Regions from separate parts of the Homo sapiens genome. Here all the other regions are linked to region 2. The links are chromatin contacts, found by Hi-C or POLR2A ChIA-PET in ENCODE. All regions are on one chromosome and are shown on one strand. The core of a region is the stretch at or near the end of the contact, and the rest is flanking DNA. Distances in the headings are between cores, read along the strand shown.

What was found. A loop is a pair of places that touch in the nucleus more often than their neighbours do. ChIA-PET counts read pairs that join two places held with the same protein, here RNA polymerase II (POLR2A). Pooled maps may share reads with other maps.
Region 1: a map of CD8-positive, alpha-beta T cell shows a loop between it and region 2 (8-fold over the local background). The contact joins the promoter of ITSN2 here to the promoter of SELENOI in region 2. A Hi-C loop is called at or near these places in 1 of 168 maps with a recorded cell type or tissue (CD8-positive, alpha-beta T cell) and 6 of 50 pooled maps. POLR2A ChIA-PET finds 5 or more read pairs at or near these places in 1 of 52 experiments (CD4-positive, alpha-beta T cell).
Region 3: a loop to region 2 is called in a map of CD8-positive, alpha-beta T cell, with 37 times the contacts of the local background. The contact joins the promoter of DNAJC27 here to the promoter of SELENOI in region 2. A Hi-C loop is called at or near these places in 7 of 168 maps with a recorded cell type or tissue (B cell, CD4-positive, alpha-beta memory T cell, CD8-positive, alpha-beta T cell and 2 more), 3 of 37 single-sample maps with no recorded cell type and 14 of 50 pooled maps.
Region 4: a loop to region 2 is called in a pooled map, with 9 times the contacts of the local background. The contact joins the promoter of DNMT3A here to the promoter of SELENOI in region 2. A Hi-C loop is called at or near these places in 5 of 50 pooled maps. POLR2A ChIA-PET finds 5 or more read pairs at or near these places in 2 of 52 experiments (activated CD8-positive, alpha-beta memory T cell and activated T-cell).

The regions. Positions count from the first base shown.
Region 1 is chr2:24,358,848-24,361,958 of GRCh38, forward strand. It overlaps ITSN2 (intersectin 2), which reads right to left and starts at 1,689. Exons shown (of 40, transcript NM_006277.3): 1 at 1,457-1,689. RefSeq lists silencers at 1,103-1,502, 1,513-1,562, 1,573-1,872 and an enhancer at 1,973-2,122.
Region 2 is chr2:26,343,841-26,347,403 of GRCh38, forward strand. SELENOI (selenoprotein I) reads left to right here and starts at 2,303. Exons shown (of 10, transcript NM_033505.4): 1 at 2,303-2,449. The coding sequence starts at 2,393. It overlaps ADGRF3 (adhesion G protein-coupled receptor F3), which reads right to left and starts at 2,949. Exons shown (of 14, transcript NM_001321971.2): 1 at 2,281-2,949. The coding sequence starts at 2,394. RefSeq lists enhancers at 1,768-1,907, 2,228-2,995, 3,108-3,207 and silencers at 2,118-2,347, 2,398-2,457, 2,518-2,567.
Region 3 is chr2:24,970,566-24,974,101 of GRCh38, forward strand. DNAJC27 (DnaJ heat shock protein family (Hsp40) member C27) reads right to left here and starts at 1,390. Exons shown (of 7, transcript NM_016544.3): 1 at 1,253-1,390. The coding sequence starts at 1,339. DNAJC27-AS1 (DNAJC27 antisense RNA 1) reads left to right here and starts at 1,547. Exons shown (of 3, transcript NR_034113.1): 1 at 1,547-1,667. RefSeq lists enhancers at 801-930, 884-1,402, 941-1,050, 1,311-1,420, 1,403-1,921 and 2 more and a silencer at 1,101-1,180.
Region 4 is chr2:25,339,969-25,343,263 of GRCh38, forward strand. DNMT3A (DNA methyltransferase 3 alpha) reads right to left here and starts at 1,957. Exons shown (of 23, transcript NM_022552.5): 1 at 1,858-1,957. RefSeq lists silencers at 680-799, 1,080-1,319, 1,420-1,589, 1,880-2,089, 2,150-2,629 and an enhancer at 2,750-2,869.

The DNA of each region.
Region 1 (3,111 bases), core at 439-2,938, 2.0 Mb before region 2:
CTCCCTGCTTAGTAATTCTGTACAGGTCAAGTTTTCTTGGACGAGTTTACCTTTCATTACAAAGGTGGGCACAGGGAATAGTTATCAATGCATGGAAGGGTGAAAAAATGCAAGCTTTTCAACTGCTTATTAATATTACATCAAAATAGCAGCAATGCACATTTTTTCCACGTTTTCAAAAACATAAAATACATCCACTTTATTTACTTTTGAAATTACAAGAGAGTCACAGGCACAGCCAAAAAAAGCTAAAGGAAAACACATCAGAGTTGTCAGTATCTTTAAATTTGGAAGGACGTCATTATTAATTCGCGTAAATGTTTTATGCGATGTTTCTAGGTAGCTTTTAGGTTTTATCACTGATTAACAATATAGCAAACCAGCACAGGGAGAGAGGCAATTTTTCGAAACGCTTAAGAAGCTTTAAACTACAAGAGCTATGCTACCTAAACTGAGCTCACTAACAACGTAAAATTTCAAGTCACACCTTGCCTATTTCTGAGTAAGCAAGCAAACACTAGTGAGACAAACTAGAAGCATGGAGCAAAGCAAGTCATTTCTATGCTAACCTTAATTCCTATCGTAAAGGGGTTGGCTCCATCAAAAAATATTCCTATTTCAGTATTAACACAAGTTTCAAATAAAGCACACTTGCCATTGGTAATTCTAGAGCGACAAGGCGCATAATTAATAAATCCAAACGGAGCATCTTTCTATAGAATACAAAGCCATCTGCAGTTTCAGCCTCGGTTTACCCACTCACTATGCATATGCAGACGTCTTTAAAAATAAATAAATAAATACACAAATAAACTTTATCTGGCCTGAGAGATTACATCTCTCGGTGCTTCCTGTATATTCTGGAAGTCAATAACGCTGAAGGTAAATTTAACATTTCCAACTCCGGAGGAACGCGAGCGGTAGACGCCAAGCATCCGCCCACTGTCCTCTCGTGACTCGGGCTACTTTGACGCACCGGGATGCGGCTCACCTGACATTCGGCACCAACCCTTGCCAGGAAGGAAAACCAACTCCGCGAAAATAAAATGGGTCCCCGAGGAGGCGTGCGGGTGCCCCCAGAGCTCTCTTCTGCTCACACCCCGAAAGCGAGGGGGCCACGCCACCCCCGACCCTCGCCGGCGTCCGCCACCTGCCAGACGAGGCCGCGGCCAGGGACCCGGGCTCGGCCGCAAGGAAGGGGCAGCCCAGCCCAGGCCCCCTCGGCGTCTGTCCCGGCCCGGCAGCAGAGGAAGGAACCCGGGGCCGGAGGTTTCCGCCCCGCACGGCCGAGCCCGCCAGGGGCCTAGCTCGGGGGCCGCCCGTACTCCCGAGGACCCGTCCCCATCGTGCGGAGCGCACAGCCGCCTCAGCCCGACCCGCAGAGCCTCCGGGCAGCGGGCGCGGCGCCCGCACCTGCCCCGCGCCTTGCTGCAGCCCCGCTAGCGGCTTCACCCACCTGGCGCCCTCGCCGCGCCTCCCGCTCGTCACAGCGCGACTCCGCGTCCCTCAGCACCGGCAGCCTGGGCGCGGGCAGGCGCGGGGAGACCCTGCTCTGCCGCCGTCGCCGCCACTGCAGCTGGCTTGGTCGTCAGGCCGCCGCCCGCGAACCTGTTGCGTAGCCTGTCACAGCCGCTCAGGGCTCCGCCGGCGCCGCCTCAGCCCCACAACAACATGGCGGCCGCGGCCTCCGCAGGAAGCCGGGGGGCGGGGAGGTAGGCGCCGGGCCGGGCAGCTGACGGCCCGCCCGCTGCCGGGCACCGACTCCCCACCCTCCGGAGCCCGAAACTGCCCGGGCGTGGCTCCTCGCCCCAGGAGTTCCGGGGCATTGAACCCTGAAGGTCTGCTCCGAGTCGGTCGGGTCCGAAGCGCTCCTCTCTGCCCTCGGGGAGGCCCCGAAGCCCCAGACCTGGCAGCCCTTCCTGGAGTTGCACAGACCCACCTGGCTCCTCCTCCCCGAGGTAACATGCTGAGCTTGGGTGGTGCTTTTCCTGCCACGGCAGACGCCGGGGTTTTGGAAAGTCCCAAGCAGTGCCTGCCACATCCCTGTTGCACCCACCACGGGGTTCTCCCTGGAACCTTCTCACTCGCCGAAGTTTTCTCCACTGATCTGGGGGAACGAATTCTCTGGGAATTGGGGGGTGGAAGGTGGGAAGGAGGTTGATCCCACCCTTGCCCATGGGTCTGTTACAGGCCTCTTGAACCCTTCTCAGGGACCTGGAGGACTTAACCATACCCTCGGTCATCCATTCACCATTCCTCGCCCTCCTCCATAACACACGCGGAGCGCCCACGAGGAGCACCCTCTACGCTAGTCACACTCCGCCGAGCAGTAGGAAGACTCTGTCCCCATAGAGCATAGCACGACGAAGCTAAACTTTCCTCCCCACCCCTCGCCAAGGGACAGGCGAAGCTCCTACTCAGAATTTGTCTCTTTTCTCCCCTCCCGGTTCCTGGTCTCCTCACAAAAGACCAGACTTCAACTCAAGCCGCCACCGTATCCCAAAACCCCAAAGGTTTGCCCTTGACAAGAAGCTTCTTCAAGGGGAAAGGCTTTCTTTTGATTGGGGTGAGGGAGGAGTTAGTGTTTCCTAATGAACGTAACCAAATGTCGGCCTGGCACAGTGGCTCACGCTTGTAACCCCGGCACTTTGGGAGGCCGAGGCAGGTGGATCATCTGAGGTCAGGAGTTGGAGACCAGCCTGGCCAACATGGTGAAACCCCGCCTCTTCTAACAATACAAAAATTAGCTGGGCGTGGTGGCGGGCGCCTGTAGTCCCAGCTACTCGGAAGGCTGAGGCAGGAGAATCGCTTGAACCTGGGAGGCGGAGGTTGCAGTGAGCAGAGATTGCACCACTGTACTCCAGCCTGGGCGACAAGAGCGAAACTCTGTCTCAAAAAAAAAAAAGTAACCAAATGTAAGACTCAAGATTTTTGGATATAAGACCCAAGATTTCTTTTTTTTTTTTTTTTTTTTTTTTTTTTTTTCCTGAGACAGACTCTCACTCCGTTGCCCAGGCTGGAGTGCAGTGGCGCAACTGTGAGATCTGTGCTCACTGCAACCTCCGCCTCCCAGGTTCAAGCAATTCTCCTGCCTCAGCCTTCCAAGTACCT
Region 2 (3,563 bases), core at 1,053-3,552:
GGTTATGCTTCAGCTTATAAATTATCAGATGAATTTATAATTGATTCAAACTTGTTACAACCTTATGCAGAGAAGCAGCAAATTGTAACTGCTTTCACAAAATTAAAAGTTACTGTTTTAAAAAGTGCTTTTAAAGAAAATATCAGAGGTAGAAAACAATTTTAAGAATCAATCATGTCATTTTGAGTTTGCTTATATCTGAACTGATAAACAATAAGTGCAGTTTATAAACTATTATTAGCTTGCACTGAAGTCACATTTTATGGCTTTCCACAATTAACTAAGTTTTACAAGTATGAAGGGTTTTTTTGGTTTTGTTTTTGAGACGGAGTCTTGCTCTGTCGCCCAGGCTGGAGCGCAGTGACACAATCTCGGTTCACCGTAACCCCACCTCCCAGGCTCAAGCGATTCTCCTGCCTCAATAACCTGAGTAGCTGGGACTACAGGCGCGTGCCACCACACCCGGTTAGTTTTTGTATTTTTAGTTGAGACGAGGTTTCACCATATTGTCCAGGCTGGTCTCAAACTCCTGATCGCAAGTAATCCCTCCACCTCAGGCTCCCAAAGTGTAGGGATTACAAGCGTGAGCCACCGCGCCTGGCCGAGACTCTCATTTCTAATGTTCTTCTCAAAACTGGTACTTCACAGCATATCAAAGAGATCTTTGCTCATTCATTCAATAAAATACGTTGATCATGTATTATTTGCAAGCCCCCTGGGTTATGGAACATGGGGAAAATTAAGATGTATAAGATGCAAATACTGCCCTCGAGGGCAAGTGTGATAAAGGACACTGAAGTTTATTGGTTGGCGGGCGCCCATTCTTCAAAAAATGCAAAAAATTTAGCCGGGTGTGGTGGTGTGCGCCTGTAGTTCTAGCTACTTGGGAGACGGAAGCAAGATCACCTGAGCCAGGGGAGGTCGAGGCTGCAGTGAGCCGTGATCACGTCACTGCATTCCAGCCTGGGTGAGTCAGTCCCTGTCTCAGGGGGCGGGGAGAAGCTTATTATCTACCATATACCAGGTATAAGATTATCTATTACTTTCTAAGAATCATGCTTTAGGAGGGGAGATTAGACATGTAGTAATAATACTGTGTTTGGCATATCTCGGGTCCCCAATAAATAGTTGTTAAACGAATGAACATAAAAGTATCTCAAAATAATCGCCCTTATTTCAGAGACCCAGAGAGACTGAAAGGCTCCCTGAAGTAGTGGTTTCCCATAACACAGAACTCATTTCATGTTGGGTCGATCATTTCCGAGCTTCGTAACTAAGTGACTCTGGGCAGGCTGCCTAATCTGAAAAAGGGGATAATGCCTTTCACTTCAGTGTTGTTATGGGGTTGATAATGTATGTGAAGTTCTCCCCACAGAAGGCGCTCAATAAAAAGCAGCAACTATTATAAAATTTTATTAGTAGATACTCACTAGCCATTGATCTAGTGTTTTTTGTTTGTTTGTTTGTTTTACAATTAACTGGGCTCCAGTTATGTAAAACACCTCTTGCAAACGCATTTAAGGACTCGTCGAGACTGAGAGATCACTGCTTTTATCTGGTCGGGAGACACCAGCAATCTTAATTTGGAACGGTTTGATAGAGCGGAGTGCGATGAGGCGGTCCAAGGTTCCTAAGCAACATAGACCTGAGGGGCTTGTCTCCAATGTCCTTTCACCTGTCTTTCAAGTCCCTCTGCTGACCGCACAAAGACTCCCGTGGCCCCGGCAGCAGCTCGGCCTTCTCTACATCTAACCACGTTTACTAAATTTCTACGGCACGCAGCGCACCGCACCAGGAGCTGGGAGCGGCTCGCGGTACAGACCTCCTTCCTCTTTTACTTCGCTGCAGCGGGAGAACTAAGTCCTCTTACCTGAGGCACTGCTGAACTGGTTCGCAAGCAGTCACTCTACCCCCAAGACTAAAACGGTATACCCCAGATCACCACGCAAGTGCGGATACCACAGAAATCCCACCTTCCCCCGGGACCGGGAGCAAAGCCCGCTGGGAAATTGACCTTTCACCCCCTCTCTTGCCTTACCTCAGCTCACCAATTTTGACGCTAGCAAATGAAGCGACGAAGAGAGCTGGAAGGCGGGACTTAGTGTTGCCTGATCCACGCCGATTGGACAACAGCAGTGTCGGGGGACGGGCCGCTCGAGCGGGCTAGCAACCCCCCCTCGATGGGCGGGGAGAAGCGTGGGCTGCGCTTGCGCACTGAGAGGCGGCCGAAGGGGCCGAGGCGGCTACGCGTGCGCGGTGGGCGGAGCGCGGCTCTCCTACCTTCTCGGGCAGCCCAGTCTTTGCCATCCTTGCCCAGCCGGTGTGGTGCTTGTGTGTCACAGCCTTGTAGCCGGGAGTCGCTGCCGAGTGGGCGCTCAGTTTTCGGGTCGTCATGGCTGGCTACGAATACGTGAGCCCGGAGCAGCTGGCTGGCTTTGATAAGTACAAGGTACCGCGGGCCGGCGGATGCCCCTCTCCCTGCTCCCGGCCTCGCCCAGGCGGCTGAGGGGCCCGCGCGGCGCGGTCCGTGTCACCTTGTGCCGCGTGGCTCCGGGCGGGCTGGCGGGCGTTCCTCCGGAGGTCCTGCGGGTCCTGGGGATTGGGGGTCGGGGAGCGTGGGAGCATCCTAAGCCCGCCGCCCGTAGTCGGCACCCCCCGGGAGATTTCCTTTTCCTTAGGAGAGCGCTCAGTGATCATGGAGCGAGGGAATTCCCTTCCTATTTTTTTTAAACTTATTATTTTCGTAAGCCCCCGAAAGGATGGAGTTCCTTCTGTTGTGTCAATCGCCTTCATTTTAGTGAAGTTTCCACTCGCCTGTCATGCATACAACTTCGGAGGAGGAGATGATCGTTTGGCAGATGAGGCCCGGGAGGGGAGCGACTTGCCGATGCCATCCTGCTGATGTCTCCACTTCTGCTCCCGGCAGGGACTTCCTAAGCGGCAGCTTGTGGCGCTAGGGCCACCAGATGAAAGGGAGGTGCACAGGAAGGAGCTGTGGAGTGGAAAGAGCGCGGGCTTTCGAGCACATACAAACCTGATTACAAAAGTCAGATTTCTTTATTTCGTCTTGGGCACGTCATTTTAACCCCGCTCAGCCTCTCTTTTGTGTATGAAACTGAAAGTAATAGCTTCTGCTGTGCAAAATGATTAGAGGAATTTGTGAAGCGCTTGGCAACATACTAGGACCCCAGTAAATAAATGCGGGTGGTTAACTTTCCTCCAAATCTGGTTCCCATCCGCAGTTCCTTTACCAATGAATGACTCTAACCATCCAGTCGACCAAGCCTGAAATATGGGCTTTAACCCTTCATCCTTGTTGTTACCCGTTCATCTTCACATCTTAGCTTAAATATTGCTTCCTCAAAGAAGCCCTCCCTACGTGCCCCTTTCCCCCTTAAATGTGCGCTCTGTTCGTTTATGGAATTGCTGCTTTAGCGTGTCTCGCCATTAGAATATAATGCCCAACTCATTAGAGTTTTCTTGTGGACCATCATGGCTTAAGCACAGTGCTATGTGCATACTAGGCACCCAGTAAGCATTTGTGGAATGAATGAATAACTGAA
Region 3 (3,536 bases), core at 140-2,639, 1.4 Mb before region 2:
GCGATTCTCCCGCCTCGGCCTCCCAAGTAGCTGGGATTAAAGGCGTGCACCACCATGCCTGGCTAATTTTGCATTTTTAGTAGAGACAGGATTTCACTATGCTGGTCTTGAACTCCTGACCTCAAGTGATCCGCCCGCCTCGTCCTCCCAAAGTGCTGATGTATTACAGGCCTGAGCTAGCGTGCCCAGTCCCTAGAAAAAAAAAAACACCTCGTACACAGCTGACGTTCAAAAAAATGTTGACTTTCAGTGAATACTATGCTAGCACATACACACAAAAGTAGTACGGGATCATGCTACACAGAAATAAAAAACACTAAGTAAACATTTACTGAGCATCTCCTGGGTGCCAGGCACTGGACTAGGCACTGCCTTAACAGCTCTTTCGGAGTTGATTTTGAACGCATACAACGACGGAAAGAGCACCGCAGTGGGAATGTGAAGACTTAGGTTCTAATCTTTCCTCGGTCACTGATTTGATGACCTTGGGAAGTTCTTAACCAACAGATTCCACTTGCCCAAAAGGAAAGAATTTGAGTGAAGAGGAGGCCGTCTTGGAATTCATAAGGGAAAAGGCCTCAGGTTACCTCTGGCCTTCCCTCCCCACGTACTAAAGGAGAGTTTATAGCTGATGAACCACAGATGGGGCAGAGAGAAGGGCGGTGGAACTAACAGATATGGGGACACCACCAAAAATAAAACACAACGCAAAACAAAACAGCGCGGACCCCGGCCATCCCTTGCACCTCCCCTGTGAAACACGTCAACGTCAGTTACGCTCTCTCGTGACGGGAATGCAGAATCTGGGCTGCCGGGCACCATTTCGCGAACCCCAAATTCTCACACGCACCCCATAACGTTCCGCCGGCTCCCAGGCCCGGCTGGGGGAACTAAACTTTCATCCTCCATCTCCCGGTCCCGGACGGCCCCCTAGAACGCGGGCAAGGTATCTAGGCCGACGGCCCCTCATGGGGACCCAGGCCTTCTTACTCTTTTGGGGGTACATTCAAGGCTTAGAGGCCACCCCAGACACCATCTCCGGAAGAGTGACGTCGGAGGACGAGGGGGCAACGGAAAGGTCAAAAAGGTCGGGGAGTTTCGTTCGCGGAGCCGCACCCCTCGGCTGAGACCCGGGCCTGCTCGGGGGCGGAGAGGAGGCCGGGCCCCAGGCTGTTGAGTGGCCGCCCTTCCAGCCAATGGACACGTCGCCCCGCCACGCTGGGGCCCGCCCCTCCCGGCTCGCTGTACTCACTTTCCCCACTTCGGCGTTGCCCATGGAGATGACTTTGATGCGGAGAGACCTGCCGGGCTCCTTCCGCTTCGGCATGTTGGCCTCCATGGCCCTGGCTCTCTCGGGGCCACCCGCCTCGGTCTCTTCTTGTGCACCGCTGGCCCGTCCCTCAGGCCTCCTCGTCCAATGGCGGAGCCGCTGCTCTCGTCACCGCCTCGCCTCCGCTGCTCGCCATCCCCGCCGCTGCCTGGCAGCAGGCGCGGGCGGTTGGGAGCGTGGGGAGCCGGGGGAGGGAGACGGGAGTCTCGCGATGCTAGCGCGGGGCTGCTGACGTCATCTGCAGGCCCTGGAGACGCGACTGCAGTTACCGAGTTTCTAAGGCCTCGTCCCCTGACGGGAAGGCGGCGTTGGGGGGCGGCTGGGTTTACCCTTCGAGGTGAGCGCGTCCTTGTTTTCAGGGACGCCCGGACGGGAGGCGTTTGTTGCTTTCGCAGCCGAGTGGTGGAAATGTATTGGCTCTTCAGGGCGGGTCTGGTAGTGTCTCGTCCGTTTGGGAGTGTTTTTTTTTTTTTCTGGATTCTTTTTCGGTTCCATGGGCCGGGCTGCTGCTCCTCTTCCCCCTCCAATATTTTGTTCCCCTTGCTCGAGATCCCCGAGAGGCAGACCCCAAAGCCAGGAAAGTGGGGAGGTCGGAACCCTGGTTCTGGAAGAGGGCCTTGGGCAAGGCGTGAAGCGATTCTGAATCTGGTTCCTATTGTTTTTTATTTTAAATGGAGTTGTCTATTTGGAGTCAAGGCAAGAGTGTTTAGTCTTGGCCCTCCTATTACAGATCTCTGATGGATTTGTTGACTCCTCTGTGGGAGAAAGGCTTGGTCTACTGCAGGTGTTAACGCTAAGCCAGGCTGGAGCTGTGGACGTCAGTTTCCTCAGCTCCCCGCTGTTCGCTTCGAACGTGACCTCGACGTCTGCTCTCCCCTTCCCTTTAGCTGACAATGTGACAGTGCTTGAATAAAAGTCAGTCTGACAGGAACGGTAATTTTTTTTCAGTGAATATCTTCAGTTACAGAAGATAAATAGAACTTGACAATGATTATTTATAGTGCCCTGAAAAAAAATGGCTGCCAATTTCCCTGTATATTACAAAGACAAAAGTAGCATTGCTTCTTTTCTCACCTAACTTTAAACATCTTAAGGGAAGTGCATTACAGGAAGGCAATGAGCAAAGGCTCAACATTTCACAGTAAAGTCAGATTTTCCACATTTTAATTTTAAAATGTGTTTTTTAAACATTAAGTTTTTTTTAAGACAAGTTTATTCTGGATTGTTTTGATAATCAAATAATATAACTTAATTCACTGAAGCTTCTAAAATTATTTACAAATATGAAATATAAGTCCTGGTTAGAATTTGGATAGTTTTAAAGCTTAAAAGAATCCACATGCTAACTTCTCAGTATGATTTAATAAATCAAATTACTAAACATGTAATTTCTTCGACAGTTCACCTTTGGCCCTGTAATAGGGTAACTGGTATTGTGGAAGAATAATTATAAAATGTCAAATCTTCAGCTGTTATGATTGATTAAGTATGGTGCTGTTGAGACTAAGCAGTAAAACATGCCACAGATTTAAATTGATTACTATTTTTTTCATATTGATGGGGTTTTTTTTGTTTTTGTTTTTGTTTTTGAGACAGAGTTTCCCTCTTGTTGCCCAGGCTAGAGTGCAGTGGCACAATCTCTGCTCACTGCAACCCCTGTGTCCCGGGTTCAAGCAATTCACCTGCCTCAGCCACCCGAGTAGCTGGGATTACAGGCACCCACCGGTATACGCAGATAATTTTTGTATTTTTAGTAGAGACGGGGTTTCACCATATTGGCCAGGCTGGTCTCGAACTCCTGACCTCAGGTGACCCTCCTGCCTTTGCCTCCCAAAGTGTTGGGATTACAGGCATGAGCCACAGCGTCCGGCCCATATTGATGCTTTTGACACTTTATTGTATATAGCTACATTTTCTACTGTGTGTATTAAATTAGTTTGGAATCGAAAGAGCAAGAAAGTTGTTTTTTTTCCCCCACTCTTTGAATATAAAAAAATAAAAATCAGCACGAGTTAGCTGCTTTTTCCATAGTATGGACCTGGGAGGTATAGTGTGAGCATGGATTCTGGAGCCAGCCCGATACACTTAATCTTGGCATATGTTGTAGGCATGAGGTGGTGATAAGGATTGTAGGAGATAATGCACAGGAAGTACGTAGTAGTCTCCCAGCAAACAGCAGCCACATGCTCTCATTTGCTCATACTTT
Region 4 (3,295 bases), core at 707-3,206, 1.0 Mb before region 2:
GGGTGAAACATGAAGACTGAGCAGGCCCTCAGGGATGCTGATGGCAGTCTCTGGGCACGGCAGTGAGGGGCAAGTTGGGTCACAGGGCGGACAGCGCTTCTCCCCAAGGCTTCTGTCCCCGCTGGTTTGGAGGGGGGGTAGCTGCGCGGCCCTGGGGCTCGGCCCTGCCCACCCTCCCGCCTGCCGCAGGCCAGAGCTGCCCTGCTGGGTGCCAGACGCCATGTTGGGTCAAGGTGCAGCCGCAGGGGGCTCCCCTCAGGAGCCGGGGGAGGCAGCCCCTGGGAACCAGAGGGCACTGCTCCCCGCCCAGGGCGCCAACACCTCCTCAACTGGCCGTGCAGCGGAGAGAGGGTGCCAGGACGGAGGGGATGAGGAGAGGGGGAGAAATGGCAGAGGGGCGCTGGGGTGGGAGAGGGTGCCCCCAAGAAGGGAGGCTTCAGGAAAGCGAAAAGCAGTTTGGCAGCCCCAGGGCCGCGGGCCCCAGCGATGAGGGGCTGGGGGAGGCCAGGGGCGGGCCCTGGACCCGCGCCAGCCCGGTCCGCGCCGAAGGGGAGGGAAGGCAGGGCGGCCTGGGGGAGGGGAACTGGGGTGAGGGCGGGACACGGACAGCCGCCGCCTGCGGCTCCGAAGCTCGAGGTCTCCCGGGGTGCGGGGACGTGGGGCCGAAGACCCCGCTCCGCAGCCGCGGCGAGGCCTCGTCCTTCACTGTGCAGATGCGAAGCTTTCAAGGACACGTCTGCACCGGCCCGGCGGGGTGCGTGTGCGTGAGTGTGTCCGCGTGCGTGGGAGTGTGCGCGGGGGTGCTGGAGGGGCGACCCCGGGCGTACCCCCCCTGCGCCGCTCCCGGTCCCGGCCCCGCTACTTCCACCCCCGCGTTTTCCGGCCCCCGCGGCCCGGGCCCGGGCCCGGGATCCTCGCCCGCCCCCGCCCCGCCCCCACATTGCGGCGCCGCCACCGCGGCCGCCCGGGCACCCACGGCCCGCGGTGGGGACAGGGAGGAGCCGGGCACGACCACCCCTCTCCGTGCCGCCGGCACTCCGGGGGAAGGTGTGCCCCCAAGGCGGGCGCTCTCCCCGGCCCCGCCGCCCCTCCCGGCCCCGCCGGCGCCCCGCACCCCCAGCCACAGGTGGCCGGAGGAGGATCGCGGCGCGGCGCTCCCCGGCCCGGCCCCGCCATCACCCCTCGGCCCGCCCCCGGGGGCCTCCCGGGTCCCCCGCCCCGCGGGGCCGAGGAGGGCCGGGCGCCGGGGGGAGGGGCGGGGGGCCGGGTCGTGCCAGGCTGCCATTTTCTGCCGCCGCCGCGGAGCCTGCGCGGGGCCCGGCCCCCGCCCCCTCCCCCGCTCCCCCGGGCCGCCGCGGGGGCCGATCCTTCTGGGTCGGGGTCCGCGCCCTCCGGCGCCCTGGCCGCGGGCTCCAGGCGGGGCCGCGGGGCTGGGGCAGAGCCCGGAAGGCGGGGGCGGCCCGGCCGGGGCCCCTGCGGCAGCGGCGAGCCGGGCACCGCGGCGCAGGCCGGCGGTGGAGGGGCCCCCCGCGGCATTGTATAGACTTGAACTTGAGCCCGGAGCCGGGCGGGGGCGGGGAGGGGGGTCCGCGCCGGGAGCGGGCGGGACGGGAGGGGGCGCCTGCCGAGCCCGCGGGGACATAAACAAACCCTCAAATCCCCCGCGCCGCCCCGGCCAGCCCGGCCCGCCGTCCCCGCCTGCAGTCCCGGCCCCACGGGCGCCCGGCGCCGAGTTGCAGGGGTCCGGGAGCGTGCCCCGAGCCGGGCACTGCCAGCCGCGGCGCCCCCCGCCCGGCTCCCCGGCTCCCCGCCGCCTCCGGGCCGGCCTTCCGGGCCGCCAGCAGCGGCGCTCATTACCGTATGGCCGGTGGGGTCGGGCCGGCCCGGCTGCGCGCCCTGGTGCCGCGGCGCCGCGTCCCGGCTCGTCCTCTGCTCTCGCCGCCGCCGCCGCCCGCGCGCCCTCCCTCCCTCCCGGCCCGCCTGCCTGCCTCGCTCGCTCGCTCCCTCCCTCCGCTCGCTGTCGCGCTCCCTCTCTCCGCCTCCTCCGCCGGGTCCCCCCCTCCCACCCCTTCTCTCCGCCTTCCTCCTTCCCTCCCTCCGGCCGCCCGCGGGCCCAGGCCTCCGCCCGCCGCTCGCCCCCCGCGGCCGCGCTGGCCCCGGCCCCGGCGCTGCGGAGCCGGCCCGGGAGGCAGCGCCGACTGGGGGGCCCCGGGGCGCCGCGGCGGGAGCGGCCTGGGCGCGCGGCCGGTCCTAGCGCCCTCGGCGCGACTTCCCGGCCTCTGCGGCCCCGCCGGGGTCCCCGCACGCCGCTTGGCGGAGGTCTGGACCCCGCACCGCCCAGACCGGGGGCCGGGCCCCGGGCGCCCCGCCTCGGCCGCGCTCCCGGCCACTCAGAGCCCCTCGAGTCGTAGCCGAGCTCCGGGCCTCGCCGCAGCCCTCCCCACGCTGGGCGCCCCGCTACCTGGCGCTGCTTCTGCGCTGGGTCCCCGCATCCAGCACTGGCCGCAGGGACAGCGGCCCCTCCTCTCCCCGGGCCGGTGTCAAGTGCCTCCCCCCGCAGCCCGCGGAGCCCCCGGCGGCCTTCGCCCTGCAGTTCTCCCGACCTCCGCCAGAGCCCACTGCGCTCTGCCTGCCTCAGCACTGGGGCTGGGGACAGCAGCGCTGGCCCAACCGCGCCGCAACCCCCAGCCAGGTGCCGCCGCGGAGTAGAGGCCACTCTGCTCTACAGGGCCAAGGTCGGAGCGCCAGGCTCCTCCTGGCCGTCCCGCAGGCTCCAAAGCCTCTCTGAGATGAGCTGCCTTGAAGGGAGTGAGTTCCCCGTACCTTGAGGTGTCCAAGTAGAGTTGGGTGTCCTCAGTTGGGCACTGGAAGACTGAAAGATTTCATGAGGTGGGAGGTTGAATGAAATGACATTGAAGGTCTCTTCCAGCTGGAAGATTCTGTGTGTGCCTACACACCGCCCTCACCCCTTCACCGTGGGGGCTGTTCTCCTTCCCCATGGAGCGCTCAGGGCTCTAGGTTCCTGACTTGGGGCACCTCTGTCTAATTCCACCAGCACAGCCACTCACTATGTGCTCATCTCACTCCTCCAGCAGCCGCTGTAGGACTTGGGGCTGGGCACCCCCCCACCCCCGCCTCCAGCCTCCTTGCGCGCCCCAGCACCCCACCAGCCACCCGCAGCTCTGCACCCCGAATTCTACTCAGCACTTCAGCTATATCACAGTGCCCTGAGCTCCCTGACTGGCACAGGACATGGCGTGCTCCCTTCCCAGGGACCCGCCATCCTACTTGTGGG